2 separate regions of the Homo sapiens genome follow, and region 1 is linked to region 2. The links are chromatin contacts, found by Hi-C or POLR2A ChIA-PET in ENCODE. All regions are on one chromosome and are shown on one strand. The core of a region is the stretch at or near the end of the contact, and the rest is flanking DNA. Distances in the headings are between cores, read along the strand shown. Region 1 has its middle 21 kb from the start of WFDC3. Region 2 holds the start of ACOT8 (acyl-CoA thioesterase 8).

Evidence for each region. A loop is a pair of places that touch in the nucleus more often than their neighbours do. ChIA-PET counts read pairs that join two places held with the same protein, here RNA polymerase II (POLR2A). Pooled maps may share reads with other maps.
Region 1: a loop to region 2 is called in a pooled map, with 4 times the contacts of the local background. The contact joins the enhancer-like site here to the promoter of ACOT8 in region 2. A Hi-C loop is called at or near these places in 1 of 168 maps with a recorded cell type or tissue (IMR-90) and 5 of 50 pooled maps. POLR2A ChIA-PET finds 5 or more read pairs at or near these places in 3 of 52 experiments (K562, MCF 10A and PC-3).

What each region holds. Positions count from the first base shown.
Region 1 is chr20:45,769,937-45,772,636 of GRCh38, forward strand. No RefSeq gene overlaps it. Among named protein-coding and RNA genes, the nearest start is that of WFDC3, 21 kb to the right of the region's middle. RefSeq lists enhancers at 1,131-1,724, 1,725-2,317. Within about 2 kb of position 1,400, at least 5 of the 41 ENCODE cell types and tissues checked have a DNase peak (open chromatin) inside an H3K27ac peak, as active enhancers do.
Region 2 is chr20:45,856,142-45,858,841 of GRCh38, forward strand. It overlaps ACOT8 (acyl-CoA thioesterase 8), which reads right to left and starts at 1,251. Exons shown (of 6, transcript NM_005469.4): 1 at 1,047-1,251. The coding sequence starts at 1,174. ZSWIM3 (zinc finger SWIM-type containing 3) reads left to right here and starts at 1,473. Exons shown (of 2, transcript NM_080752.4): 1 at 1,473-1,839. The coding sequence starts at 1,685.

The DNA.
Region 1 (2,700 bases), core at 150-2,649, 86 kb before region 2:
CCAGCTTGGGAGACAGAGTGAGACCCTGTCACAAAAAACAACAACAGAAAATAAAATACTACAAAACAAGTTACATGAAAATGAAAGTCTTTAAACCAAGAGTGAAAAAAGGTAGGGGATCCAGGCGCAGTGGCTCACACCTGTAATCCCAACACTTTGGGAGGCCAAGGCATGCAGATCATGAGATCAAGAGATCAAGACCATCCTGGCCAACATGGTGAAACCCCATTTCTACTAAAACTACAAAAGTTAGCTGGGTGTGGTGGTGGGCGCCTGTAGTCTCACCTACTCAGGAGGCTGAGGCAGGAGAATCGCTTGAACCTGGAAGGTGGAGGTTGCAGTGAGCCAAGATTGCACCACTGCACTCCAGCCTGGTGACAGAGCCAGACTCTGTCTCAAAAAAAAAAAAAAAAAAGGTGGGGGAGGACAAGTAATAAAAGAGGGTGGCAAGAAGGATCGATTTTGTCAGAGAAACTGAATAACAACAGCTAACATTTATTGAGTGTGTGCTTTGTGCCAGGCTCTGCTAAGTGCTTTCTTTATAATCTTTTTTTTTTTAGACGGAGTCTCCCTCTGTGGCCTAGGCTGGAGTGCAGTGGCACGATCTCAGCTCACTGCAGCCTCCAAATCCTGGGTTCAAGCAAGTCTCCTGCTTCAGCCTCCCGAGTAGCTGGGACTACAGGCGTCCACCACCATGCCCAGCTAATTTTTGTATTTTTAGTAGAGACGAGGTTTCACCATGTTGGCCAGGGTGGTCTCAAACTCCTGGCCTCAGGTGGTCGACCCACCTCGGCCTCCCAAAGTGCTGGGATTACAGGTGTGAGCCACTGCACCTGGCCAGTGCTTTCTTTATAATGGACTCTTCACACCAATTCTATGAGGTAGGCAGTGTGGTAATGTTATTATACACACAAAGCTGATAAGCAGCACAAGATTATAGATTCAGACCCAGGCCTTACTCCGAAACCTGAGCTCTTGGCACCCTGGTAGCCAATGCGAAGATGGAAACATCAGCTCTAGAAAGCCCCTACCACAGAGTCTGGAAAGACAGACGATGCCCAGTAAGTTATTTCCCTGCCCATTCTCACACTAACTCAGAGGGAGAAACTTTTTCTTGATCTTGAGCTCCACAGGGAATTTGACCCTGTGGCTTTGTACAAGAAACACTAATACGACATAGTGGGTAATGTCCCCCATATCAATGTTACCAGAAATGAAGCAGCATGCCACATCATATGAAAACAGAGGGCATAATGTTAGGTCTTAATTTATTAAGTGCAGTTCAGTCGGGATCCAGGAGCTTAGACAGCTGATAGCAAGCTTTCACTTTATCTTTTAGAATGCCCTTTTGCCCTTTTGAGTCTCTTGCCTGGAAATGGTCTATGACAGACCTCTGCTGCCCTCTGGTGGGCAGAGCATGAAGCACCCAGCAAAGAATTCTTTCCAGTCACATGGCCTCTTCTTTGTTTATATTGCTGAATCTGTGGGAAGCTGGGCTTCTCCACACAATCCCTTGAGGAGAAGGCTTAACTTGTATATGAAAGGAAAGACACCTCTCCCAACTCAAGAGCAACCCACTGCCAGGATACGCTCTGGGCCTCCTGCCTTCCTCACCCCACTTACACGCCTTACCAATAACATCATGCCCCCACGGGAGCAGTGGAGGCTGCAGGGGCCCATGGTATTGCTGGGGCCAAGGGCACATATGGAGTCTGAGATTTCTACAACCAGATGGTCAAGAAGCAGGGTGGAGAAGGGAGGAGCTGCGTGGTTCTGGTCAAAGAACAAGTCTTTCTCAGCCTACACTGGAGCCCCAGACATTCCTGCCCACGATGAGGAAGCTGAGGAGCAGGGCGGGGGAGAAGGGTGGCTTTTCAACCTGGTCAGAGGCTAATTTCGGGGTGCAAGGTGAGAGAGTAGGATCACGGTCCACTGAGACCTGCTCCTGGGTCATTTCCACCCCAGGACCAAGGCTGAAATGGACTTAAACCCTGAGGAAGGAAAGGTTCTAATGGCTTCTTTAGTTCAGGGTCCAACAGTAGAGAAAGCTGCCCAGAAAGACCTGGGGGTGGGAATTTGGCCCCAGCTCAGCCTTTAACCGCCAGCTTTCAAATTTAACCCTTCAGCACTCTCTCTCATCTCTATCTCTCTCTCATCTCCATCTCTATCTCTCTATACATCTATCTATCTCTCTATCTCTCTCGACGTTGCTACCTGTAAGCAGGTCAGCAGCTCCCTCTGGAAAGGGTGAGCCTCCAGACGAGGAGGAAAGGTCTGCAAGGAGCAGCTCTCCCATTGCTCAGCCTGAGCTGTGCCTGGGGCTCACACCTGTCTCTCCAGTCCCACTCTCCACCCTGACAGAACATCATTCTGCAATATGAGAGGATTCCCAGACTGTTGTTTTTCATTGAAAGTTCTACCATACTGATGATTTTTTTTTTTTTTTTTTTTTTTGAGATGGAGTTTCGCTCTTGTCGCCCGGGCTGGAGTGCAATGGCAGGATCTCGGCTCACTTGGAACTTCCACCTCCCAGGTTCAAGCAATTCTCCTGCCTCAGCCTCCTGAGTAGCTGGGATTACAGGCGTGCACCACCAAGCCTGGCTAATTTTTGTATTTTTAGTAGAGACGGGGTTTCACCATGTTGGTCAGGCTGGTCTTGAACTCCTGACCTCAAGTGATCTGCCTGCCTTGGCCTCCGAA
Region 2 (2,700 bases), core at 1-2,500:
TGGTCCCAGCTAAACGGGAGACTGAGGCAGAAGGGTCACTTGGGCCCAGGAGGTCGAGGTTGCAGTGAGCCATGTTCGTGCCACTGCACTCCAGCCTGGACAACAGGGCCAGATCTTGTCTTCAAAAACAAAAATCAAATAGCCCTCCAAGAAGTTATTTACAATTCCTTAAGTGGAAGGAAGGGAGCTCAAAGTAAGATAACTTCCAGTAAAGCCAGGAGAAGCCTTGGAGGTCAAAGCTGTTAGAAGCCTTGCTGCAGGGGGCTGGGCGCGGTGGCTCATGCCTGTAATCCTAGCACTTTGGCAGAGGTGGGCAGATTACAAGGTCAGGAGTTCGAGACCAGCCTGGCCAACACGGTGAAACCCCGTCTCTACTAAAAGAAGTTAAAAAATTAGCTGGGCTGTGGCGCGCCTGTATGTCCCAGCTAATCAGGAGGCTGAGGCAGGAGAAATGCTTGAACCCGGGAGGCGGAGGTTGCACTGAGCCGAGATCGCACCACTGCACTCCAGCCTGGGCAACAGAGCAAGACTCCGCCTCAAAGAAAGAAAGAAACCCTTGCTGCAGTCAAGAACTTCAGCGATGCTGGGAAAGAAAAAAACATGCTTAGGCCTCAGAATAAGTAATGAGAAACCAGACCCACCAAATGGTACTGGGGGCGGGATATTGTGAGAAGAAAAGGATACTGAAGACACAAGGAGCTGCGGCGTCGGTTTTAAGGCTGATCCATCAGCTGTGTGCCCTTGGGCAAATCACTGCCCTCTCTGGGCTAGCTCCCCCGTGAAGGCTTAGGGCAGGCTGCCGAGCAGGGTCTCTCAGGTCACCACTATATTTGCTCAGCTGTGCAGACCTCGCAGCGCGGAGAGGAAGGGAGGAAGCCAGAGCAGAGAGGACAGCTCTGTTGGGGGCGAGTTCTCTCCTAATCGTGGCAGAGGGTGCATCCCACGCAGAGCCATACTAGTCCCGGAGCCAGGGGCCCCGGGCGGCGGCAGTCAAGATCAAGTTTCTGCCCTAAAGGAGGGGATGCTGGGCAGGAGCTGCCGGCTACCTGAAGAGATCCTCGTCCAGCGGCTCGAGGTTGAGCACGGTCGTGACCAAGACGCTACGGAGGTCCCCAGGGGGATCGCCGCGGTCGCCACAGCCCTGCCCATCTTCTGGGGCCTGCGGGGACGACATCTAGTTCAATGCTGCAGGCCCTGCACACCCGCTCCGCGGAAGACGCGGAGACATACACAGAACCTGACTCTTCCGGCAGATTGCCCTAGTAACCGGAAGTCTCCTGCAGACCCCGGGAAGGAGGAATCTAGGTTATGATTGGTCAGGACTCCTGTCAGTCCGCTGGTGGCTGTGGCCCTCTTTCTCTAGCAATTGGAGAAAATGAATGCCAATCTGCGAATCCTGTGTGTGACTGGATATGTCGCTGAGGAGGCGGAACCTCGGGACTGGATAATATGGACTGAGTGTCATTTCCCCTGTCAGATAGCAAATACACCCCCTTCCTCTTGTAACCCGGTCAGGCCTAGGGTTCCTCCCTGAGTTCCAGAATAGGCCACCCAGTTGGGGCGGACCCTTAAGGCATTCTGGGCCCACGCCTGCCTATAAACCCTCATAGTGTGACCTTTGACCCCTGGTGTGATCTTGGGCCCGGGCTGGGACCAGCCCCTAGTGTGGGTTGTGGGGGCGGCCATGGAGCTGGGCAGCTGCTTCAAGACCTATGAGGACTTCAAGGAGTGCTTCAGCGCCTACAAAAGGGAGAACAGGTGCTCCTTCATTCTCAGGGACTGCGTCTCCGTCCGCTTCCACAACCTCAACCATGGCACCTCCATCCGCGAAGACATCCTGTAAGGGCGGGCGGGGCGGGGCGGGCCAAGAGGGTGGGGAGGAGGCTGGACCTCCGGAGGGCTGCCTGGAGGAGGAGGGGTGCATAGGCACGCATTGGGCTGCGTGGCCATTCATTCAACAGGCACTCATTGAGCACCTGCTGTGTGCCTTGTGAAGAGAGCTAAGCCTCCACGGCCATTGGTTTTTGACCACCCACTCCACTTTCACTCCATTCACAGGCTTTTCTGGAATTTATAACTGCAGTTTCTCCCATTGTTTTGAGCAGCTGCAGCAACCCAAATACAAAGTATGGCTTTCATAAACGGATAAAAACACCTTGGCGATAATTTCCTTCATCAGTCTCCTCTTTACAAAACAGTCACATGGTCGTTGGAATGTTCGTTCATTCATTCATTCAGTTTTTAGTTCTTATATATTTGTTGAAACAGGGTCTCACTCTGTCCCCCAGGCTGGAGTGCAGTGGCACAATCAGCTCACTGAGCCTTCAACTGCTGGGCTCAAGCGATCCTCCCACCTCAGCCTCTCAAGTAGTTGGAACTGGAGGTGCACGCCACCATGCCTGGCTAATTATTTGATTTTGTACAGACTGGGTCTTGTTATGTTGGCTAGGCTGTTCCCAGACTCCTGGACTAAGCGATCTTTCGGCGTCTCAAAGTGTTAGGATTACAGGCATGAGCCACTATGCCTGGTCTATTCATTCATTTTGTAAATGGTTTTTGAGCTCCTTATATTAACCGTTTTCAAACACTTTCCATGTGCCAGGCAGTGTTCTCTATGCATGCTTTACCCTGCAGGGCTTTTTTTTCAGAATTATAGATAAATGTTATTTTTTTGCATTTGACAGATGAGAAGATTTGACA